5 separate regions of the Homo sapiens genome follow, and all the other regions are linked to region 4. A link is a loop called in an ENCODE intact Hi-C map of the cell type or tissue named here. Cell type or tissue: heart right ventricle. All regions are shown on one strand.

Evidence for each region. Hi-C counts contacts between places; a loop is a spot of excess contacts. Peaks named below come from ENCODE experiments on the same cell type or tissue, not always from the same donor. Only the 100,000 strongest peaks of a DNase experiment are listed, where the experiment ranks them.
Region 1: it touches region 4 in a loop (3-fold over the local background); 21 of 110 quality-filtered maps call a loop at or near these places.
Region 2: a loop joins it to region 4, with 3.0 times the contacts of the local background. A loop is called at or near these places in 6 of 110 quality-filtered maps.
Region 3: a loop joins it to region 4, with 5 times the contacts of the local background. A loop is called at or near these places in 14 of 110 quality-filtered maps.
Region 5: it touches region 4 in a loop (2.3-fold over the local background); 8 of 110 quality-filtered maps call a loop at or near these places.

The regions. Positions count from the first base shown.
Region 1 is chr11:112,782,812-112,787,811 of GRCh38, forward strand. No RefSeq gene overlaps it. Among named protein-coding and RNA genes, the nearest start is that of NCAM1, 180 kb to the right of the region's middle. In heart right ventricle, no CTCF peak of the experiment used is centred here; DNase peaks (open chromatin) are centred at 1,950, 2,610, 3,120 and 3,560; H3K4me3 peaks cover 1,023 bases; H3K27ac peaks cover 3,616 bases.
Region 2 is chr11:112,834,888-112,839,887 of GRCh38, forward strand. LOC105369498 (a long non-coding RNA gene) reads right to left here and starts at 550. Exons shown (of 4, transcript XR_948020.3): 1 at 13-550. In heart right ventricle, a CTCF peak has its summit at 2,714 (motif pointing right); a DNase peak (open chromatin) is centred at 2,693; H3K27ac peaks cover 439 bases.
Region 3 is chr11:112,958,319-112,963,318 of GRCh38, forward strand. NCAM1 (neural cell adhesion molecule 1) reads left to right here and starts at 3,102. Exons shown (of 20, transcript NM_181351.5): 1 at 3,102-3,346. The coding sequence starts at 3,295. NCAM1-AS2 (NCAM1 antisense RNA 2) reads right to left here. Exons shown (of 3, transcript NR_120563.1): 1 at 4,892-5,000; 2 at 3,049-3,158; 3 at 961-2,533. RefSeq lists an enhancer at 3,045-3,822. In heart right ventricle, a CTCF peak has its summit at 503; DNase peaks (open chromatin) are centred at 2,983, 3,775, 3,958 and 4,813; H3K4me3 peaks cover 2,379 bases; H3K27ac peaks cover 2,786 bases; H3K27me3 peaks cover 1,650 bases.
Region 4 is chr11:112,653,220-112,658,219 of GRCh38, forward strand. No RefSeq gene overlaps it. Among named protein-coding and RNA genes, the nearest start is that of LINC02764, 100 kb to the left of the region's middle. In heart right ventricle, a CTCF peak has its summit at 2,330; a DNase peak (open chromatin) is centred at 2,392; H3K27ac peaks cover 1,711 bases.
Region 5 is chr11:112,748,977-112,753,976 of GRCh38, forward strand. No RefSeq gene overlaps it. Among named protein-coding and RNA genes, the nearest start is that of LINC02764, 200 kb to the left of the region's middle. In heart right ventricle, no CTCF peak of the experiment used is centred here; a DNase peak (open chromatin) is centred at 2,613; H3K27ac peaks cover 548 bases.

The DNA of each region.
Region 1 (5,000 bases), 130 kb after region 4:
ACTCCAGCCTGGTGACAGAGCGAGACTCCATCTCAAAAAAAAAAAAAAAAAAAAAAAAAAAAAAAAAAAAAAAAAAAGTTAGATGGTCCAGAAACTGAGGAAGCAGGAATTGGCTTCCAAGCTGATGATGGGAACCTAAGACAACACACACCCCACTTCCTCCCACCTCCCGGCATCCCAGGAAGAGCAGAAAGGGGTTTGTTGGTGTGAGCTAAGTTTACCTAGCTTGTGAGGATACCCAGCTGACATGGGGCTTGCAATCACATTAATGACAATGGTAATGAAATATCTGTACTGCCACTTATTCAGGATTTGCCTGTCCCTGAGAAGCTTGCAAAGATGAAACCTGTGTGTCCTGGTCTCACTTGTATGTCTTTAGCATCAAATCATATTGTGGGCATACCCAGTAACCAACAACTATTCAGTGGATGGATGGATGTCACATCATAGAGAGGTTTAAATATATACCAGATAAGGCACTAGAGAAGATGTTGTAGAAATAGTTACCATTTGGGAGGATAAGGAAGAGAAAATTTAAGATTTCTTCTAACTCTGAGGATCCTTAATATACGGAGCAGAGTAGGATTCCAGCAGATATTCTTGTTAGACATGGCAAGAAGAATGGATTTGGTGCCCTCCAGGTGCAAGAAGGTCCTACCTTCCTAAAAGATCTCACTGTGTTACAGTGAGTTGTCAGGTGCACAGAGACACCTAATAGACTTAATAAAATTTCTGGGCATTTTAAGCCTTCTTCTAAAATTCAGAGTTCTTTTAAAAACTAATTATAAGGTTGGTGCAAAAGTAATCACGGTTTTCGCCATTACTTTTGCACCAACCTAATAATACTAGCTACATTGTTTTCTTAGAAAAAGGGTATCCTTCTGTCACCAAGGCTGGAGTGCAGTGGCAGGATCGTGTCTTACTGCAGCCTCGACATTCTGGACTCTAGCAATCCTCTTGTCTCAGCCTCCTGAGCAGCTGGGACTACAGGTGCTTGCTACCATGCCTAGTGAATTTCTTTTAAGGTTTTTTGTTTTGTAGAGACAGAGTCTCACTATATTGCCAAGGCTGGTCTCAAATTCCTGGCTCAAGTGATCCACCAGCCTCGGCCTCCCAAAGTGCTGAGATTATGGGCGCGAGCCACCGTACCTGGCCAGCTACATTTTTTGAGCTCTAATTTGTGGCAGGCATGATGCTAAGTATTTCACATAGACTAGCTCAGTTACTTATTCCCCACAACAAAAGTCCTAAAGATAGATGATATTTCTCCAGCTGGACAAACAAGGAAGTCGAGCTCAGCATGGTTAAGTAACTTGCCCAAGGTCAGCAGGTGCCAAGACTTGAACACAGCTCTGTCTGGCTTCCAGTGCTCTTCACCACATAAGGATTCCCAGGCCTTTTTACCAGCATCCTTCACTAGACCTCAAGTTCAACCAGACAGCACATGCTACCCCTTACCTGTGTGTAGGGGGAGGGTGATAAGCTCCTGGGGCAGACACAGGGTCTGGGCAAACCTCCGAGTGTGTCTTATGCTTCACTGATGGGCACAGCCCCTTGTGGGATCTTTGGAGCTGGGAGGATTGCCCTGGAACAATGGGGCTAATTCTCCTGGAGGATAACGCTCCACCCCTCCTCCTACTGGCAGAAGGCCGAAAATTCGGGGTCAATTCTTCAGCTCAGTCATTTCTGGAAACCATCTAGGTTTAAATTGCTGACAGATAAGCTAACCACGTCTCCCAGCCTTTCCGCACGACTGTGCTTCCATGAAACCCGTTAACTTCTCGAATGGCTTTGATCAAGGCACTCTGGAGTGCAGGAGAGGAAGGATAGGAGAATAGCCTGGATTCCAGGACTGAGACTCTTGGAAGGCGGCCAGCTCTGCTTGCCGAGTGAGGAGGAAGGCAGCACGCACACCCGACCTCAGAGCCCTGGGATGGGGATGAGAGGCCGCTGCTGGAGCCCAGCGCTGGCCCTAGACGCTCTCTCCAGCTCCAGCGTCCAGCCCCGCCCCCTGTTCTGCAGCAACTGTTCAGGAGGCTGGATCTTGAGGCGGCGGCTGGGGGCTGGTCGGTGAGCATCAGGCTGGAGGCAGTTTGTACAGTGATTAATCTGCTCAGCCCAACAGCACCTCAGGTGGGCTCTTCCTGGAAGCCCAGATGGAGGGTGGGCGTGTCCTCCTTCTAAGGCTGCCAGGAGGAGTCATGCCGCTCCATTCCAGCATGGGGCTTTATTGAAAGCAAACCTAACGGGGGAACCAAGATACCACTTTAGCCCCACAGTCCCTCAAGTCAGCGCAGGTGACATGCAGCAACCATGGAAATTAGAACTGTAGGTTGGGGTCTCCCCAAAGACGGCCTGAGATGGGGTGAATGCCCTCTCTCTGTGTGCTCCTGGGGCACATTGGGCAAGAGAAGGGCTCTCACTGGTTGATTTGGATGGTGACTCACCATCCAAAAATCCCGTCACCCGGATGCTGATTGTCTCTGGCTCAGGATAAAGTCCGTGGTTTGATCAGCCGTGGCTTCCTCAGGGTTTCTCTTTGCCTCTTACGCACAAGACCCAGAAACATCAGGTAGAAAGACTCTCCTAGACCACCCCTGAGAAGCAGGCTGTAGGGGAAGCAGGCACTTCCTGGACTCCTCCCACCACCACTCTAGTGCAGACTAGGATTCGAGTCCTCTCTGGGAGGTGCTGTTTTCACTCCAGACCCTCAGATCTTGCCATCTTCATGACACCATGTCACATCCTGCAGGACAGGACTATTGATTTTATTTCTTTCCTGTCATTTACCTCTATCCACAACCCTGGGGTAACAGCCCCAGGACCGAGTCCAACTGTAGTCTCAGCCATAGAAACTTACTATAATTTGAAAAGAGCATTATTTGAAGGAAAAATCTTCCTAATCCGCCTAAAGGCATTTTCAAAGAAGTATAGCCCAGTGAGGCGCTAAACTGCCTCTTAATTGCTCCAGTGGAATGTTTTCCAGCTCCAGGCCCATCAACACCTTCTGTAATCTTTGCTTTCAGCCCACACTTGTGGATACAACCCAGAAAGTTCTCAGTTCGTTTTGGGAGCTCTGAGCCACACTGTACTCATATTTGTTCATTTCTTACACCAAATTAATGGCATCTTCCTGAAGCAGAGACATGACTCAACTCTAGGAAGGCAGCCAGAGGCTTTCAGAGCCGCATAGACTCTATTTCACTTGTGTTCTTCTCCAGCCATGGCCTGGGGTCAGAGATATAGGCAGTAAGGCTTCTTATTTATTTGTTTGTTGTTTGTTAAGAAAAGGCAGGTGAATGGAAGACTAGAGGAAGTAGTCTCACTCCTCCCCAGCAAAGTTCCCTCGTAGTTGTCAGGTGCACAGAGACACCTAAGTGAACCTCCCAGCAACAACTTTCATCCCACCCACTCTGCCCCATGCCCCTAAATATCTGTTTTCTCTGGACACATGATTCCTAGGGAAATGCAGGCTGACATGGGAGAGAGAATGCTGGGAACACTGACTTCAGAGTCAAAGAGGCCAGCTCTGTCATGAGTTGGGTGGCCCGGGCCAACATCCCACCTTCTCTGAGCCTCAGCTTCCTGTCTATAGAGTGGCGGGGGAGGGGGGTATCCTATTGCCTTCACAGGGCTGCCCTGCAAATCAGTTCCCACACCACCGCTCACCCCTAAGGGGTTTAGTATTAGGTAGAGGCAGCCCTCCAGGAGCCCCCACCCCAGTTTTCTGTGAGCAATGCATAATTAAATTTGGTGTAAGACAATGTGTTTGTCTTTAAATGAGAAAGGAAATCAGATGAATGAAAAGAGAGGGAAAAGAGGAAGAGTTGGGAAGAAAGGAAAAGCAGAGACTGGCTGGAGGTTGGAGCTTTTGTGTTCTTGGATGGTTTGAGTGCATCTATTTGGCTCCAGAGTGCTGGAGCCTCTCCTTCCCCAGTGGCTGCCTTGTGGTGGCTAGTGGAAGGGGAAGGAGACTAGCAGGGGACAGGGACTGGTGAAGTCTAGGCAATGCCTGGGAAGAGGAAGATCATGAGGGTCATTGTAGAAGCCTGGCTTTTCAGCGTGGGTCCTGGCAAGGGTGGGTGGTCCCTCACTGGCTCCAGAAGCCATGCAAGATCCATGCAGGAGGGGAGGCCTGGGCTTCTCCAACCTAGGGCCATTGATGAGCTGTAGTCTGAAAGCCTGGCCCCATGGCCTGCCAAGTAGATTTCGTTTAAAAATAACTCCTTGCAGCTCCGGTTGAGAGTGATTTGTGGAATTAAGATGGTGTCAGAGACAATTTTATGAAAGCAAGTGTTGTCCCTGGTGATGGTGTTTCCTGAAAGATGAGCAGATAACTCACCACGAGACATCCAGTTAGCCCACATTACCCTCCCCCAAGCCAAACAAAATTGACCACTGTTTTTATCCAAAATGGGACTCATTTTTAGAGACAAAGTAAGCCCTATGTTGGGGCCCAACCATCAGAACTGTGTCCTACTGGGATGAAGAATGACACTGACATGGACTCAGACCTCCTTAAACTAAGCTTCCCCGCTCCTAAGAAGCACCCCCCAGGCCAGGAGGCCCTTCCAAGAGAGCTGCTGCCAAGAATTTCCCTCCATCAGCGTCCACCCTCAGGGAGCCTCTGAATCAATAAGGCCTTTCTATGCACTCCTTGGCTCAAGGAGGCTCTAATTAGCTTAAGGAAGAAGGAAAGTTATTGGCTTGTTTAATTCAAAAGTCTGAGGTTAGTGCTGGCTTCAGGCACAGTTTGATACAGGGGCTCAAATGACGTCAAAGAACCCAGGCTCCTCATCAGCTTGGATTTATACCCTCAAATGTCAGGTTCATTCTCAGCAGATTTTCTTCTTACAACAGCACCGCTGCCACAGTTTCAGACTTTGTACCATCATAGCTCCAAATTCACAGGTAAGGAAAGTCAGTTTTTTCTGACTTTTTTTTTCAGATTGTTCTGGCTTTAATTGTGGACACATCCCTGAAGCAAACAGTGTAGACTA
Region 2 (5,000 bases), 180 kb after region 4:
GGGTTTACTCACCCCTGTGAAAGCCTCTGTGAATTCACTTTTTCTAGAGTGTTCAGGTAGCCGTCATCTGGCTTATACAGCCATCCAGGGAGGAGATAAGTAGAGAAACCTATAAAGTGTCAGGAAGAAAAAAAACTTTTCTAAGGTTTAATTTGAGTCATTGATCACCAACTACCCTAGGAACAAGTTATTTCAGTGTGAGCCATCATCTGTGAAAGCTGGTGGCTTGGCTACTGCAGGATCCTCAGGGGAGGAGGCTTCTGTGATGCTCAGATCAAGGTCAGAGGCTTGGGGACCCTTCCTCCCCCTCTTCTTCCTTCATATCAGAGATCCAGCATCCCCTGGGCAAAGTCCAGAGCGGCATCCCTCCTCCATGAGCCCAGCTATAGTGCCTCTTCTATAGTCTCACATCCTTTGTTGCCTGGAAGTTCTCCCTGCAGTCTCATTTCCACACACTTGCATCTTTGGAGGGAGATGCTCTGGTGGAAAGCAGGCTAGCTTGCCCCTGTAAAGAAAAGGAAGTGACTAAGAATCTTGGAGAGCAGTTCCTTCCATTTATCTCTGTCTACTTCTCCTAGCATAGGGAGATCTTTCTCTGCAAATGATTTGTCTTTTTTATAACCTGCCTATTCCATAGCAGATGAGTTCAAGACAGTGAAGATCAGTCCTCAGACATTTTAGACTAGATTTGTAGACTGAAACAACAGAGCAGGGGCCCACCCACTCTGCAGGTGCCAGCTAGTGAGACCAGACACATAACCACCAGATTCACTGCGGGGAGTTGGGGCGGGGAGGTGGCTGCACCCTTCTCTGGGGAACAGCTGCCTCTGAGCAGCACTGGAAGCTCCTACATTAACTAGGCAGAGGACAAACCAGCAATAAAGGAGTTAAGCAACAGCCAGACATCACCCCCCACAACCCCCTCCCTCTGGACCCAGATGAATAACCAGTCAGTAAAATGACCCCAATGGAAGGAGTCCAGAATCGTCCACGCTGATCTCAGGAGGTATCTGCACTACTCACAGCACAAATCAGATCACTCAGAGTGAAGATGGCGCGGGGCGGGGCGGTGGAAGGGAGACCAGGGAGAAGACATTGCCTGAGCAGGGACCGGCCCGGGGCAGAACCTTCAGCTCCTGGGCCTGAACCTGGAATTTGTATTAGAAGAGAGAGCTCTCTGAGGGACCTGGCCCTTTTGAGTCTGCCTGTCTGCATTTTTTTCTTGAGAATTTGTTAGCGCTCAAGAAGAGGCGTTCCCTGTTGAGTTGGCTTTCCCTGGTGTGGTAAGGCAACAGAGAGCCTTCTCTTGGCAGCTAATCCTTCACCGAAGCTGTCAGGATGAGATGAATTACTAGGAGGAAAATAAATCAGATTTGCGAGAGCATCGGAAAGGCCGAGCCCCCAGAGTCTGACAGAAACCAGAGACCCCCACCCTTCCATTCTGGCGGAAGCACCCACTCACCCACTCGGGGGCCTTGACTGCCCCCACAGCTCCGCCCTCTCCCGGTCCCAGCTTCTGCCCAATGACAGGAGAGAGCTGCCCCTTGGCTTCCCCCAACGTCCCACAGGCTCCTCTGCTTGAGGCTTAGTCCCTGGGAAAGGCCTGCAGATTTATAGGCCTCAGCTGCAGACATTCCACCTTGCCATTCCTTCCCCTCACGGCCTCTGAGCACCCTTCTGAGTCCCTCTGTCTCTCAGCAGTGCCCACAGTGTTTGATGGTCATGGGGCAGGAAGAGGAGGCTGACCTCTGGATCCAGAGACTCCCAGCTTGAAGGGGTCACTCCTTCCTCAGGCTGGAGTGCCACTCTCCTGGGACCTGCACTGCTGTGACTTGCTATTAGCTCAGAGGTGCCTGTCCAAAAAACAGCAGGACTATTCATTTCATTACAGGCCCAGCAGTGGAGCAGGGGCCCTTTCCTCTCTAGAATATTCTACCCAGTAATAATCTTCAGGCTAAGCCTGCATCGACAGTACTCAGGAAACCCCACCTCCTCAAACCAAATTACATGTCCCCAGTTTGAGAACAATGTGAGCTAAGTCTAATAAAGTTATAAAAATGTCAATGGGTTGTTTGTGTGGGAAGAGAATGGCTGGAGGTGGAAATGTGGTGTCATGAAAAAGGCTGCAGACTTGGACTCAGGAATCATGGATCCAGGACTCATGGCTCATTATCTCAGTGGGGACCCGGGGCTGGGTTCCTCCTGACCTGGAGGAAGGCCGGGTTCCATCATTGGCTGCTGAGGTTCCTCCTGACCTGGAGGAAGGCCGGGTTCCATCATTGGCTGCTGAAGTCTCTCTGATGATGAGTTAGGGAGCTTCCTTAGAAGCTAGTCATTGTCAAAATAATTGTTAAAGAATAATGGGTGTAGAAAGTGAATTGAGAATGAAGGGAGAGAATGAGGAATGAGAGATCAGGGACACAATCTGAGAGCTGGGAGCTGGCACCCAGCCCAGGAAGCAGTGCTGTGTTCCTAGGGCCAAGAGGTCCAAGAGTTCAGCCAGCCATACTTACCCAGAGCCAGGTCCTGGAGAAGCACTTGGTGGGTGATGCTCCAGGGTAAGGCCAGGGACCAGGGATCCCCCGATAGGTGCCTCAGGCTCCTCCCTAGGAAAGCTGCATCCTCGGTTGGCTCAGGGTCTGGTGGGGCTCGGCCACCTGACTGGGGAACCTGGCTATCATCATGCCTGAACTGTCCGAACTGCGTGTGATTTAGCTCAAACCTCCACTGGGTGGCAGAGCAGTTGGGCATGATAGAAAGAGCACTAGGTTAGTTGGGCACTCTTGAGCAGGCTGTTGACACTTGTGAGCCCCGGCTGGCCATCTGAAAACATCGCTAAAACATCTGTACTTTGCAGAGTTGTTCTAAGGATCAGATGCAACGAATGAGGAGCACTGCAGACAGCCTTTAGCAGCAATGGGTAGTCATCTTGTGTTAGTTATTAGATAATATTGTTTAGTTTATGCAGTCTCATAAACAGTATGAATAATATAAGGAGGAGAACAATGCCCACCCCTCAGGGTAACCATTCTTCGGGTACAGATGAGGCCAGGAGCAATGGTAGCTCCCTCTCCTGTCCAACTTCCTCCACTGTCTGCACCCCCTCCTCTCCCAGGCAGGACCCAGGAAGCCAGAAAGCGCAGGTGAGCCCAGCGGTGGATCTAGCTGTGTAAATCTGGAGAAAGCAGAGAGAGGCAGGAAAACTGAGGTGTCTTAGAACCATTTGTGTAAACTGTTTAGACTCTGAGGGAGCAAAGATTAATGTGAAAATCCCATTCCAAGAAGCTAGTGGCCATACATCAGCAGTGCCTTCAAGATTGGATACGAATCCGAGGTTTGGGGGAAAGTAAGTAATGTGCCGATTAACGAATCACAGCTCTGAGAGAGATGAGAGAAAAATCTCTCTCTCCACTTCACTCAGTCAAGCCCAATTTACTGCTCATATTTCTGTCATAAATGTCTGAGAGAAGCAGAGCCCTGCAGGCACGGAGACTGGTCTGACAGGGGAATGGACCTCTCTGGAAGGAAGGAGGAAGCAGACCCCTGCATTCATGGCTACAAGAAGGAGCCAGTGTGAGGGCACCCAGTGGGCCCTGGCAGAGGGATGCCTTTGGCTGGGCAGCCAGAGAAGCTAAAAGTATTTCAATTGAAAGAAAAATGTCCTTATCCACCTAACTATCCTTTGAGACCAGGAGGAGAAATTGACAATGTTGATTCATTTAGCTCAGCAGTATTCAGGTCAAAATCAATCTTGTCAAAAATCCATCACCACACTCAATAAGTAAGAAAAGGGATCCAGGATCCAGGGGGAATCAATCACACCCCATCAGGGAGCAGCCAAAAACAGATCTATCATGGCCCCTTGACGGAGGCTTCCATTACTTAACACGCTATTTCCTGAATGCACCCTAGGGACCCCACCCAAGGTCATGGGCACCAGCCCCCAGCAGCAGCCAGAACTAAGATGGCCCAAGAACAGGTGGTCACTCTACTGATTATCTCTCTGCTTCCGGAGCATCAACATTCAGCAGGCTGGCAAGGCCCAGCAGAAGTCATTTCATACATTCCTTAACTTCAAGAATCATTGTCACATAACTCTCCTGCTGTCCCCAAATCACTGTGGCTGCCTCATATGTGTAGGAAAGGGAAATAATAGCAGTCTAGCAGCTTCTCCACTGGACCAAGCTCAGGCTGCTTCAGTCCCCTGCTGGGAAAAGCAGAGTGGTCCCTGCAGAGCTTCTCAGTCTTAAGGAATCACAAGATGCAGAAGTCAAGACTTGCTTCTTTGTCCCTGGGCCAGAATCCAGCATCCCCTGAGGGTCACATTATGGCAACCCTGACTCCTCCAGACTCAAAGGAAGTGTGTGAGTGGGGCCACAGAATGTTCCCTGGGAGCCCAGTGATGGCGAGGCCTGGGCCCCGTCCCCACCATTCACTAGCTATGTGAGTTTGAGCCAAATATTAAACTTCCATGTGCCTCACTTTCTCGTATGTAAAATAGAAATCATAACAATGCATACCTCTTAGGATTATTGAAGATTCAGTGGGACTTCTCATGTGGAGAACTGACATACAGATAGTGCTAAGTAGGTGAAAACTCTCATTAGACAATGGTTCCTTCGGGCACTGGGTTTTTGCTTCTCTTCTCATCTTTCTACCGCAAACAACTTCCAAAAAGTGTTCATTCATTTATTCATTCAGCGAGTATATATTGGATGTCGACTGTTCTAGACCTGTTCTAAATGCTGGAGGGACAGTGTACACAGGAGGTGGCAGGGGACAGATAACCTATAATCAAATCAAATAATTGCAGATAATAATAAACAGGAAAATGAACTAGAGATTGACTGGGATGTCATGAGGGAATATTTAAAATTGATACACCAAAGGCCTCTCTGAGCTGGAGATACTTGAGTTGAAGCCCAAGTGCTAGGAAGAACTCAGCCATCTGGAGATCTGGAAGGGCGATGTTCCAGGCAGTGAGAAGGTGGGGGGCTGCT
Region 3 (5,000 bases), 310 kb after region 4:
AGCAGTGCCAGGCACTTAGTTGAGAATCCATAAATATTTGTTGAATGAATGAAAGGAACTTGGATTTCTTCCTCTGCCTCATACTTCCATCTTCACAACATACCCAGGTCCACCTGTTCTTATCTTATCTTGGAATTGCAAATCTGGGCTCCTTTTTGCCTCCTTTCCCACTGTCGCTTTCTTAATTAGTCCCTGTCACCCTATCCAGAGCTATCATGGCCTCCTAGCTTGTCTCCTTGCCATGGCTGTCTTCTTGGACCATTCTCTGCTTCCTCTCTAAAGAACTTTCTCTCTAAAGCACAGTCTGGAGTCTCCTTCCTCTGCCTCAATCCCATGGATGTTCACTTTGTAGATGCTCATTAATGTGTGCCTGACAGCCTGGGCCTCTCTCTGGGGAGAGAGGTCCAGTGAGGGCCACAGTTTTGTCCATTTTAAAATGAGGATCAGGAAGGGATTGAAACGCAACAGAGCTCACAGATGTAGGCACCGACTAGCGGAGATATACAGAATTGGAGACAAGTGACATATCCTGTTAAAAGAATTTGGGAGTGATACTGGGAGTGTGGACTGGAATGACTGGGGCAGCATTCTAGAATGAATCATTACAACAGAGATCAACAACCACACGGGGTAGGGAGGGGCTGGAGAGAGAGAGGGAAAAAAAAGAAATTCAGTCATACTCAAGTGAGATTGGATTTCCACACTTGCCTACATTGAAAAGCTAAAAATAGGGACATTTGGGGAGAAAAATAGTGAGGAGTCTTTTAATTCTACTGACAGGACTATAAGGAGGGAGGTTTGCAGGGAAGAATGTGTCTCTCACTCTTAGGGGCAAAATTGGAAAAATTTTTATTTTGGGGGCCCCAACCTTCACTCTCCCCACTCTACCCCCTGCCTGTTCTCTCTATCTTTCCTCACCATCAAAACCTCTTTTTTAAGGAAAGAGTCTGATAACATTCATTTACATAAATCTGTAATATTTAATGTGGTGATTTTAGATGTTAGAAGCAGAAGTCTGAAATCAAAGACACTTAAATACAGCAACCATTAAAAAAAGACGTATATAATTCACTGCATCTAGCACAGGGCTAAACCCAGTGGTTGCTCCGCAAATATTTGTTGAAAGATGTTCAAAAAAGCCTTATTTATATTATCAAACTCCACAAACAATATAAATATGCAAAAATGGGGAAACCATTGCAAAATCATCCATATGAAGAAATATTACATAGCTATAAAAATATCTAGAAAAGCTTTTTAATGATCCAGAGGAATAAATGCTTATACTGATGTTAGGCAAAATCAGCAGGATTCAAATTGCTACTATAATATGTCAATTATAAAAATCATATGCACATACAGAAGACAAAATCTATGAGTATCTCTGGAATCTGTGGGATTTGGGGTTATTTTTAGTTCTTTCTACTTTTCTGTACTTTTGAATTGTTTATACTTGGAATGAGAGAAATAGCCCAAAGTAAACGTTGTGGAAGATTTACTTGGGGGAAGAAATACTTTTCAGGGGTCCAAGCTAATTACACTGTACTGGTGTGGCCCACTTGGTCTATTATAGAGGAGGAAAGTGGGGAAGAGATGGGGCCTGTCCAATAAGGATGGATGTCCTGACAGTAGAGGATGGACTTTTAAAAACTGCTACAGCGGCTGGGTGCGGTAGCTCACGGCTGTAATCCTAGCACTTTGGGAGGCTGAGGTGGGCAGATCACGAGGTCAGGAGTTCGAGACCGGCCTGACCAACATGGTGAAACACCGTCTCTACTAAAAATACAAAAATTAGCTGGGCGTGGTGGCGCGCGCCTGTAATCCCAGCTACTCAGGAGGCTGAGGCAGCAGAATCGCTTGAACCGGGAGCAGAGGTTGCAGTGAGCAGAGATGGCGCCACTGCACTGCAGCCTGGGCGACAGAGCGAGGCTCCATCTCAAAAAAACAAAACAGAAACAAAACAAAACAAAACAAAACAAAAAACCTGCTACAGGAGTGGGGAGGCCGACCTTTGAAGAAAAACGGAGTACCCGGTAACATTAGTGCTTTAATGCCTTTGAACTTATGCAGACTTCCTCTGTTAGAGGGTTTCAGTGTTCTAGGCTAATGGGTTAACCTGACATCTAGAACACCTTTCTCACATTAGTTCCTTACATACCCAAGCCTTCAGGTGCTGAGACATGATTCTTTTCACCCCGCTTTCTCCACCCCCTACTTTTGAAAACACGGGTGGAATTTTAATTAAAGCCTATTGTGTTGGTACCTCAGTAATATTATACATTAATATCTTTAAGAATTAAGGTCACGTCCCCATGTAAGAAAATATTATTTAATGACGCTTCTATATCATAATACCTATATAAAAGCCTGGCTATTTTAATAAAGAGACCACAGATTTCAGAATTTATAAACAGGAAAACATTTTCTTCGGGTTATTTCTGGAAATCTCTTCCAAACATCGGAGTTTTCTTCTAACTTAAGTCTCTTCCCACCTCCTTCCCAGGGGATCTGCTGAAGGGTGTTGTATGTCTCTCTGTGGGAGAGCAAACTTCACAGTTAGGATAAAACAAACAAACAAACAATATCCAAACAACACCCAGCAACGGCAACCCCCATCCCTCTCCAAAGTTCTAATTTCCCGCACTTAAAGTCCTGGGCTATCCTTGTGTTGCAAGGATCTTAGAATCGAAATGGAGGGATTTGACAACTTTACCTAACCAAATCTAAAATTTTGCTTTTATTATTTACTAGTTATCAAAATATGCAAACTGCTGATTAAGGAAGGCTGGGTAGCAGGAGCGCCTGCGAAGGCGTAGGGTAGAAGTGTGAAAAGAAATCCCAGCTCTCCCAGGGAGACTGCGTGTGAAAGAGCCCGGCTCCCCCAAAAGCTCCAGGCCGCGTTTTGCAGGCTTCCGCATCTGCCTCCCCTGTCTCTCTTACCTCCTTGATGTTCGGCACTATTTGTGGCCGGCGTGGTGGAAGGACACAGTGAGGTTCTCACCCCCGCCCCCCGCTCCTCGCTCCCATCCCAGTTCCATCAAAACGAACCCGGGCCAGCGCAAGGATCTCCGAGTTGCGAGTGTGCTGAGGCTGGGACTGTCACTCATTCTCCGATCAGCGCGTGAACGCAGCTCGGCTGCCGCTGGCAGGAAACAATTCTGCAAAAATAATCATACTCAGCCTGGCAATTGTCTGCCCCTAGGTCTGTCGCTCAGCCGCCGTCCACACTCGCTGCAGGGGGGGGGGCACAGAATTTACCGCGGCAAGAACATCCCTCCCAGCCAGCAGATTACAATGCTGCAAACTAAGGATCTCATCTGGACTTTGTTTTTCCTGGGAACTGCAGGTACATTTTTTTTTTTTTTAATTCTCAATCTGGTTTGCTAATTACCCCTTCCTCCTACTCCTAGGAGGAACGCTATTATTTTGGGTGGTTTTACGTGGACTGCTAAGGCTGGTCATTTTCGTTTAGCTGTGAAAGGAGCGCGTCGCCCTTGCTGCCCAGCCGAACCCCGCTCCCTCCAGGGCTGCGCTGCACGGGGCTGCCTCCCCGAGCCGCCAGCGCCCGGCGCCCCTCCGGCGCGTCCGCCCTTCCCACTTTGTGCGCCCGCGGCGGTGGGAGCAGAGCCGGCCGGCTCCTGGGGACTCAGCGGCCGCGCTGGTGATGGGCAGCGCTCCTTCCCCAAAGGCGGGCGGCGGGGCGGGGGAGGTCGCGGCTCGGGTGGTGCCGCCGCACGGGCTCGGATTCCGAGGGGGAAGTGGCTTGTCAGCCCCGGCTCCGGGAAGAGTGAACAATAAGGCTAGGGCAGCCGCCCCAGATCGTTATATTCCTGGGTCTAATAAAGTCAGGATCGCTGCTTTGCTTCCCCCGCCCCAGAAGAATAACGGTTTGCAAAATGGGGCAAAATGGGCAGAATCGCACGGCCGTTGTTGTTGGTGTGACCGTTGTTGCACCCCAGTCGACATGACGTTAGTTTTTCATTTGCCAAATTGCTGGTTAGTTGCAAAGCCTACCCTCGGCCGCGAGCACTGAAGGATGGGAGGGTCGAGCGCCGCGTTTTGACAGGAGGAAGTGCGGAGGGGCGGAGGGCGAGGAGGGCGTGATTGGGGCTGCCTGGTGTGTGCGCGCGCGTGTGCGCGCGTGTGTCTTTACACGCGCCGCGTGCCCAGTGTTGCACGGGGCGGGAGAAGAATGGCAGGTAGCCGCCCGAAACACCTCGCCCTGTCTCCTTTCTTTGGGCGAGGTTCCCGATCCTGGCAAAGTGTGAACAATAGGGAGCTGGGAGGAAGACAGTAGTGATGCTGCCGCGGGTGGCGGGGGTTGCGCCGCCGCCCAGAGAACCTCGGCAGTGTGCAGGGAGGTGCATTTCATTTTGGCTATTTCCATCCCGGCCTCCCTGGAAAATTCTTCTGTGCGTGCCCACCCTCCCCTCCAGCTGTCATCCCCCCACCTCCACCCAAGGATTTGCGCTTTGGCTCTGATGGACGGGAGGGAAGGAAGAAAAGCAGGGGCCGCAGAGAGCTGGGTGGGTTGGGCGGACATTCTGGGCGGGGGGCGTGTGCTGGGAAGCGATCGAGGAAAGCCGGGCGGAGGGGCTGTGTGTCGCGGTCGCAGCTCCAGGTACCGTTGTACCTGCCCTGGACGGCCGACCCCCGGTTGGGGAGCGCACGGGGCGGGCCAGGGAGCACCCAGTGCGCCCCCTCCGCGGGCGGCACAAGAGCAGCGCTCGGCCGCCGCCTCCAGCCAACTCGGGTCCCTCCCACGGCGACCAATCAGTGCGAAGCTGGCTGGGCGGGAAGCCGCGAGAGGCTTTTATTGCGGCGCGGGTGGCGGCCAGGAGCTGCCAGGACAGTCTCCCGGTGCTTCAGCCTAACGGTCTCGCTCACTCACCGCCAAGAGAAACCCCGCCCTGCGGCCGGTCCCCCGCCTGCCCGGCAGTTTCCGAGGAAATAAAATGGAGACTAGGTGGTCACCGGGAGTGCTCCTGGTCCGGCCGCCC
Region 4 (5,000 bases):
TTTGAGAAAGCATTTGGTGAAGCATCAAGTTACAAAGGAAGAATGAACCACTGCTAGAACCAGCCTGGACCTAATGCCAGAAGCTCCAGGGCAGGCAGTAACCTGGTTTTCTCATTAGAGTTGGGTCATGGACACTCATCTCTGCTGATCTCTCCTCCAAAGTCCATTTGTTCATTGGATGTACTGTGTACAAACACTGCACTGGACATATGTCCTTTGATAAGGAAGAATTTGGGGGTACTGGCTGCCAGGAGAGGTTCCATTTCCTAACTACATCAAACTGTCTTCAAGGCTGTCCCCAGGTCCTCTCCTCTCCTGTCCTGAATTTGGGGAGTTAAGACTTCCAGGGTCCTTTGGACAGGACTCTGACCCAGGAGACAGGCCTCATGGCAGATACTGCTGTCCTGACTTCTAACAATAGAGTGAACAGCAGGGTCGGGTCCTGGAGATGGAGACTTGCTCAGGGTGACATGGCCCCCAAAGCCCTATTCAGACCTTTCTGGCTCAGGAAACAGTCCAGACATGACAACCCTTGAGGGGGCCCAGCAGAGATATCCAGTGGGGGCTAAATCTATTTGTAGTCAGTTTTCCCAACTGCGCATTTTCATGAAGCCTGCCAGCAAGGAGTGCCTTTTAAAAATCACCTGCATATTGTGCACATGTACCCTAAAACTTAAAGTATAATAATAATAATTTAAAAAAACACCAAGAAAAAAAAATCTGTGTAAGGAAGCCTTAGTAGGTATCTCCTCTCTCACCCCAGAGTAAGGACCGAAATCAATTCTCAGGAGGGGCCATGACATCTTCCACTTCACATCCCACATTCTATACCTTTCTCCAGGCCCAAATTGACAAGAGATAGGAAGGAAGTGAAGGGGCCACTGAAGCAAGGTGGATGATCAGGTGGCAGATACCAATGCTCACCTCCTGGGCTCCTGCAGTGCTGCCATGGTCCCTGATCCAAGAGAGGGCAACACTCCACAGACAAGATATATAGGGGCACACACACAGATACATGCACACACCAACAGACATGCAGACATACATCAACACACTCAAGACACACCCAAACACACAGTCTTTGTAGTGGACACTAGGATGCACTACCCACATATGCCATTAGTAATGAGGGACTTACTTTCCCTGCTGCTGGTAGTGCCAGAAGTCAGTCCTCAGCTGAGGGAAAGGAGACTGCCTTGCCCAGGTCACATCTCTTCCAGGGAAGCTGGCATTCAGTGGCTGGTTATGGAGGTAATGAGGGCCTGGTCTCCTTGCCCAGCTCGGGACATCAAGGTCATCCTAGCTCCAGAGTTCCCATGGAGTTGGCTGAGGCCTTCCTTGGGACTACATGTTAGCTCAAGTTCTCCCTCTGTACATTCTACTTTTGTCCTTTCTCTTCCACAGGCATTGGCCCCAAAGGCACCCCCTAAAAAGGTGCTAAACTCAGTCTCAAGGTCGCTTCTCAAAGGATCAAGAGTGCAATGCAGATACACACCCATAAACAAAGACACACACAGACATACTCACACACATACACAGATACACACACACATTCCTCAAGGAAACCAAAGAGTGAGAGGTAAGAAGAGAGTTTGCCCTGTGATTACAGCTGCGTGACACAATCACTTTTATGATATGAATTTATCAGGCTTTTTCTTTCAAATGTTCACTTTTTTAAATCCAAAGTGAACATTTCATTATTATAATGAGAGAGAGAAAAAATAAAGGTATTTGGAAAACTATTAATAAAACCAGCTCTTCACAAATAACTCTCTATGCACAGGCCCTAATCCTCTAAGAACTTGTGGTTTTGCTTCAGACCTTCTACTGTCTTTGGGAAAATCTCTAGTGTCCCAGTTTATCACCACCAAAGATATGCTGCATTCTTTCCTGACCCCCCACAAATTAGACCTTGAGTTTCAAAGATCTGGTCTACTAGCTGCACTTGTTTTAAAATTGTTATTCATCAAAAACACGAGGAACAGCTGATCAAAGTTCAGAAGCGCTCCATAGAAGTAACATTCCGACCTCAAGTGGATTTTATTCCAGCCCCAAACAGATAGGGTTTCTGAAAATAAGAAGGGCTTAGGAAACCTTATTCCTGCCGTTGAGGACCTCTGGAAATCATAGATTCTATATTTTCATACCCCTGCTTCTGGGCAAGGCTTCACCCATCACACAGATGTGGATGGTCTCCTCAAGGGACCAGCAAAGTTTTGCTCTTCCTTGATGGGAAATCCTTCCTGTGTGCAGCTGGAATTTCCACCATGAAACTTCAGTCTGTTTTATTGTTTTTGTGTTTTTGCTTTGACCTCACTAGGGGTCAGCAGTCTGCTAGCACTTCATCATTGTGTCATGGACTAAGTGAGAGCACCAGGGCCTTGGAGCTCCACCAACTTGGCTCTGAGTCCTGCCGTGCTACTAACTAAGTAGACTGAATCCGACTGGGCCTCTGCCTCCTCTTCCTTAAGATGGGATAACAATTATAACAGTCCCAGCTGTTGGAGGGATCAGGGTGATTAAATGAGAAGGCATTCCATAAACTTTGTCCCTTAAGCCTTCATTTCTTGGCCTTGAGTTGCAAATTCCTTCATCCTTTTATTTTTCTCCAGTCCTTCTTCATTCTTCTTTACTGGCTTTTGATTTTGTTTCCCCAGGGCCTGACACTGCAGCAGGCACGTGGTGAGTGCACAATAATTAGGTGTTGAATGACTGAATGGACAGATAGCACCAGGAGGGGTGCTGTAGAGGAGAGGCCTGTACTGAAAGGGAGGTCACCGCGAAGGTTCAATGGTACAGAGAATTGATGAACACTTTTTCTAGAATAGGAGAAAGACATCTCCTTTGTTGCTTTCCCCTCACCAACTTGCCTCTGCTTCCATCCCTTGCTCCTTGCTACTCCTTCATTCTCCAAGTTTCTGGCCCTCAATCTGCACGTACTGTGAGTCCCAGGTCTTTTCCTCTCCCACAGATCTCGCAACTCCATTCCAGTCTTTCTGTTGCTGCCTTCCGGGCTCAGCTCCTCCCTTGCAGACCCTGGGGAATCTGGGCGCCCAGACTGCCCTCTCCCATCTATCCTCCTTGGTGCAGCAGAGCCTTCCCTCTAAAGAGCAGCGCTGTTCATCCCTCTCCTTCCCAAGCCCTCTCCTCCCCTCACATGGCACACAGAGCCCTTTAAGACTTCCTGGCTTCCACTGCCCACCACCCCACCTGCACCTCGTGTGTCCTGTTCTCCATACACATCGTGAGCTTCCACATCTCTACCCTTTTCATTTGTGTTTCCTGTGCCCCAAAGGCCCTCTCACAACCTCCTTGCCCACCTAGTTACTCCTGCTCTCCTTGAAGATTCTGACCAGCACGGTCTCACCCAAGCCCAGAGTCTGACTTAGGGGCTCCACTTCTGTGCTTCCCCAACACCCGCTGCCTCCTTCTGTCATGCCACTTGGCACTACAGCATTGTGCCTATTGGTTCTCTTATTCAGATTCTCTGCAGGGACAGTGTCTCATTTCTTAGTGTGTCCTAGCACCTAGCACAACCTCTGGTATTTAGTAGAATCTCAATAAATATGGAGCAAATGAATGACTAAATGAATGAATGATTATATGAATCCTTCTCTGCCATTGCCCTTTTTGAGGCGCCTTGGTGTGGGACAGATCCTCACCAGTCAGACAGGCCCCACTGTGTGAGGGCAGCTAGTGAGTGTGGGAAAACCACTTTGCTATACTGAATTTCTTTTCAGCTATGAGAAACCAAGAATACACCAGAGGATCTCACTTCCCTTGACTCTCTTCTTGCTGCAAAGGGTGGCTCCAGGCTTCATATCTACCACTGGTCTCTTTTCTTGGGCTGGGGTTGTAGGGTGCAGGTGATAAGCCACTGGAATTCCCACATCCTTCTCTGTTTCCCTCCTGCCTACCTCCCCTCTCCTCTCTCTCTCTCTCTCTGGACCAGTTGCCGAGTACTCAGCGTCCAGCTTGCATAACACGAATTCTGTCATCTGAGTCACTCCAATTTCTGCCTGATGACTGAAGATCATTTCAAACATTCTCTGAGCTCAATTTGCAGTGCCCAGCAGGGAGTGTATCACTGAGTCACGATGTAACATATCCCTTTCCTGAGCTTTCTGTGGAAGGCCAATTAAGCTTTTGCTCCAGAAGCCACAGAACTCCTGAGATGCACAGGAAGGACAGGCTCTGCCAGGACCGGCAGATGTCCACACCCAGGGGGGCCCACAAGACCCAGAAGAACCCTCTGCAGGCCCTGGAGGGGTCAGTAGAACCTCCAGAACTCATCTAGCCCATTGCCCTGACCTTCCTCAGCATCACAGTCATAGTTTTGGTTGCCTTCACATTCTATTAATTGAATTTTTACTTGTATCTAACCTAGATCTTTCATGCTGCAGTTGCTTTTATCTCCATATTTTCTTGTAAAAGTCACTTAGGGCAAGGCCTATCCTAGACAAAATTGTGTGCTAGGACTTTAGATGCATGATTCCCCCACTTCCCTTCTTTCTGGATGCTTTACCCTCCCCCTGTCCCTGTTCTCCATAACAAGTGCCCTTATGTTACCCAGGGACCATTTCTTTTTGGAAGAATTAATCCACTCCCATGTATTACTGATGTCATACCCATCAATCACCCCCAGGACCTATTTTCTCTGTAGAAGGGAGTACAGGGGTAATGAATTTGTGCACCTTAAAAGCTTATATTCCTAATGGTGAAAATTTAGACACTAGAGTGCCCAGGATAATTTGGAACAAAGTAGACCAGGAACACCAAGTCAAGGTCTTAGAATACTGGGGCTGGGAGAGAAGGTTGATATTATCTAGTCCCATGTCTTCTTTACACAAATGAGGAAGCTGAGGCTCAAAGAGGTCTTCACCTGGTCACTGGCAGCATCAGCATTAAAACCTAGTCTTCTGTTTCCTACTCTAGCGGTCTTTCCATTGTAAACATAGTTAACCTTTCTTGAGCACATACTATATGCAAAGTATGGTTTT
Region 5 (5,000 bases), 96 kb after region 4:
TTTCTGCCAGGGAACTCCTCGGGTGGTTGCAGGGGGCAGGCTGGCTAGAAACACTTTGGGAGCAGATGTCTCGGGGAAAGGCAGCATTTCTCAAAGTTGGTTGGACGTCTGCCAGCCTGCCTCCTGGCCCATGTCACAGCCCCCTAGGCTCTGTGACCTTTCACCCTTGGCCCCCAGTTCCCCTGCATGAGGCCAGGGAGAGGAGGGAGCAAGGGAAGGGGTCAGAGCTATGAATCTTTCCAGCTGGCTAGGAGGGATTATCACCGCATAATAAATCCAGGGCCAGGCGTGTTTATGAGGCTCTCGGAAGCTGCAGGAACAATATCATTTAGAAAACATTGATGCTCACGAGGCGAAGGCAATCCCACCCCCTTCCCTTATTTATGAGGCATGTTGGGTAATTAAGTGAGAGCTGGGAAGGGAGGTGGTTGGGAGAAGATCACCCCTAAATAATCCTGCCTGGTGAAGCCACCATCTGGGCTGTTGTGCAGCAAGGATGGCCCCCATATGGTTGGATAGTTTATGAGCAGAGCAGTGATCCAGGGGCTAAGGAAGAAATACTTAAGAAATATAAGTAGACTCACACAGATGTGGTCTGAGCTCCAGGAGGACAGAGACCACAACTTATTCATTGTTATAACCCTGGAACCCATCACAGTGTCTGGCATATGGTACTTGCTTAATGTACATTGTTGAATAAATTCATTCATCCATGCATTGGAGAACAATTTGACGGGTGTCTATATGTGCCAGATTCTGCACTTGATACACACTGCTTTGTAACAATGAACAAGACAGACACAGCTTCTGCCTTCATGCAGCTTATGATTTACCAGTGGAATCAAACATCAAAGAAATAATAACTCAAACAAATATTTCACTGCGCTGGATTTGCCTTTCCCCACCACAGCAGTTAAGGAAAAAGGGGGAAAATGAATGAATTAAGGGTAATTGGGCATAACGCCTTGCAAAGCCAACCTTAACATAAGGTTGCTTAATAACTAAGTCAAGGTCAAAACAAAGGCACTCTTTCAGCATAAAAAGATTGAAAAGTTACGTTGGCAGGAGGGCTATCCCTCATGGGTAGACCTGATGAAAGCCTTCAGCTAGTTAACTTAGTGTCTGATTTGTTCACATTTTGGTTTGTTTTATGATATTTCTCCATGAACAAGAAAAGGACAACTAGAAAAGGGAGGTGGAGGTGGAAGCAAGCTGCCACCGGAGTCATTAACTGGTTGGATGTTCTCTCTGCAATCCTCTGCTTCAGGACTCAAAACTTCCTCCTCATTCCCATCCTGTCACTTGCAGCAGAAACTATTGCCTTGGGACTTGCCAGAGACCTGAAGATTCCTGAACTCAAGGTGGGGCATTGCCTTTGAGGAACTGAAGCCACGTAACTGAATAGGCTAGTCTTGGTTTTCAGAATGTGAGCCATAGAACCAGGATAATGCATTAGTCATGGTCCATTGAGCTAATACAAAAGTACTCAAGTATATTCCAAAATATATTTTTCTATATCTGAAGATAATTTGAGTCTGTAGACACCCATTAAACCTATAAAGTATGCACCCACTGCCAATGCGATTGACCTATCGGAAAGATGTGTACTTGGGAGCGTAGGCATGCATCTTTGCAAGTGTGGAGGTGTGTTGGTTATCATGAGTGAGAACTGGTGAGTGGGATTCAGAGCCTGAGTCCTACCTGAGTAACTGGGAGACTGTGGTACTGTGCCTCCAAGGTGGCATCCATCAATGCTTCCTTCCCTGTGTGCACATCCAGAGATGAGATTGACGCCTCCTCTCCCCTTAGACATGGCTGGACTTACCAACATGCTTGGTAAGTCCAGAATGCAGCTGTGTGACTTTGGGGATTTGGAGGCTCGGTCACAGAAGTCGCAGCTTCCCCACGTGCCTCTTCGTCTGCTTGCTTTTGAACATTTCCTCATGGGCACCAGCCTTGAGGGCCATGCTGTGAGAAGCTGAAGCCGCTGGAGAGGTCCCTGTAGAAGTGCAGAGACAGAGAGGAGCAGAGGACCCAGGAGGCACCGGAAGCAGGTGTGAGGAACCATCTTGTAAGTGGATCCTGCCCCACATGACACTGTGAGATTCAGAGATGAATGGCCCAGCCAATTTCTTCCCAAATTCCTAAACCATACAATTGTGAGCTAAATAAAACTGTTGTTTTAAGTCACTATGTTTTAGGATAATTTCTTCTGCAGCAAGGGATAACCGGAAAGAGACCCACAAAGCTCAAAGCCCATTGTGCTAGGCTCCTGACCCATCTGAACACTGAGCGGGCACTGAGCGGGCTCTGAGCGGGCTCTGAGCAGACTCACTTGGCCTGAGGCTCCTCTACTGAGAAGCAGCTGTTTTAGCAGAGCCCTCCCAATTCTGGAAGAACAGAGGCCAACTCCTCCCACTCACGACCCCCTGGCCCTGGCTACTGCTGCCCCTCTGAGCTCACCACAGGGCCTCCGTTCCCTGAGCTCAGTTACCAGCAAGCTCGGACCTTCCAGGCCTGGCCTGGCCTGGAACCTGGATGCCTCCAGCCTTTGCTGCTACAGTGGGCCCTGCGGGAGGGTAAGAGGCCCTGTGAGGACAGGATGCTGGGCTCAGTGCCATCTGCAAGGGCATGGCTGGGGAGGCAGAGAGAGTCAAGGGGATGATGGACTGACTATCTCAGCAGGCAGGGGCCTGGGAAGGTAGGGGGATCAAAAAGCAGTCAGTAGGTATGGCTCCAGAGAAAAGTGTTTCATGCCATTAAGTATTACCAAATTGGGCTTTATAAGTGAAGTAGAGTCTATCTTTAAGACTTAAAAAAGACATTTACCACCTATTTCTGCTTAGTGTTTTACTTATGCTATTAGGCTTCCATTTCATGCACAAATGAATTATGCAGAGAATGCCATAGCTTAGTTTCAGCAGGCAAACAGTGGCCGAGCTAGTGCCTTCCCATTACTCTAGTGTCAGTGCACAAAAGGATGTTGGATGCAGTTCTGGCAGATTAGCAAATTAGCTCTGCTGCTATTACCTCAAGTGTTGCCAAACTGTCAGGGAGATTCTAAAACCCCAGGATTCAGAGGTGGCAGGGAGGGAGCAGGCTGCTTTCTGAGCCATCCCGGCTTCCCTGACTCCTCTTAAGTTCCCAGGGAATCTTTTGCTCTCTGGGGACATAAGATGTCACTATCTGAGAGTCCGTGGTCCCTCCCTTGGCGGCAGCCCCCAGTTGAGGGCCCTCAGTTTCACAGTATCTGAGTAGCAGCTGATCAACTCCTAGATGTGGGACAGGTCCCAGCAGAACCTGTGATTTCTTAGGGAACTGCTTTATGTTCCCAAAACCCAGGAGCACATGCTCACTCTTCCAAAAGGGACAGTTTTAGAAGCACAGACTTATGATTTTGTCTCCACTCCTGACTGGCCAACTTGTCATCCTCAGCTTTCAGGTAACACTGGAGGCTTAAAAACCTGCAGGACCTTTCACCGATCTTATTCAACAATTCCCCTAGATCCTGGCTTATCTTACTGACTCTGGCTTTAGAGGAAGGCAGGTTGTGCAGGAGCTTTATGACCCAATCTTAGTGGCTCCAAATAGCTCCTCCTCTAGGCTTGCCATACCATCTGAAATTCCGTCATGTGAGAATTTGCTTTCTGGATGAAGGTTTGCATCTTCAGGAATCCTCTGTTAAATTTCAGATAACCCCAATCATGATTTTGTATGAATCCTTGGTAGTCACTAGCATTCCAGGCCTTCTCAGCAGTTGGGCCTTTCACACACCCACAGCTCCATAAAAACGGCACCACTCAAGTATTTCCCTGATTGACAGCAGTATCCACGCTGCTGTCTCTGCCTCTCCAGCTTTGCCCACTGCTTCCCACACCGTATTGAGTATTTCTGTCTTCTGATCCCATGCTGCCATTTCCCTGTTGAAGGTTTTTTCTCACAGCTCTGATTGATCCTTTGCATTCTTTCTCAATCACAGTCCAGAATGTTTACCCAGTGACCCTGCTCTAGATTATCCTGGTTAAATACCTGGCTGGTTACCTGGGATCGTATACTCCTAAATGCTTCTCATCTTTGCCTGGCAGGGCAGCCAGTACCTCTGGGTTGATTAGCAGGGCTCTCAGGGGTGGAAGAGGAACCCTGGGACAGGCTTTGCTGAGCAACAAGCCCTACCGAAACTGAATGTAGAGTACCCCAAAGGCAATCTCTAGTTCTCCATTGAGATGATTATAATCCTGGCTCGCAGCCCTTGACTGCTATGTTAGTGAACCCTAGGATAGTCACTGAATTACAGAGGATGACAGCTGGAAGGGACCTTTCTCTTGTAAGGCTGAGAGGTGAAGTGCTTTGACCAAGATCCCAACGTCAGTGAGTGGCCAAGCTGAACCTGGCCATCAGTGCCCCTGCTGCTGCCCCTCTTCTCTGTTACTCTCAGGCTGCTGGTCTTTCAGGACAGCATTATTTCCAGGGAGTAATTCATGTGGACAACAGCCCATGCTGGCTTTTTATACAACGACTATACAGAAAAAGAGTGACCTGGGCTGCCTGTACAGATGACACTCAGATGACACTCAGATGACAGAGGGGGCTGGACTCTACCAACATGTATAAATCAGTCTACCTAAGGGTGGGATCGGGAAAAGCTTTTGATTAATTGATTCCCGTATTCTCCGTGTGATTGCTACCTTGCTCAGAATAGCCCATGAAGCATTTCCTGCCAGGCCACCCCGGGAACCTGAGTTGGATCATAGGCATTTATTTGTCTACCTAATGAACATTTTGGGGTGCCAGCAGTGTGCCCAGCTCAGTACTAGGTACTGAAAATCCAACAGTGAATAAGACAGACGAGACGCTTGTACTCAGAGGCCTTTCAGTCTAATGAAGGATACAGATAAATCATTTATTACACAGATCAGTGAGTGCTATGATATGGAGAAGTGCAGAGTATTATGAAAGAGTGAAACCAGGATACTTAGGAAAATGAAAGGGAGTACTATTGA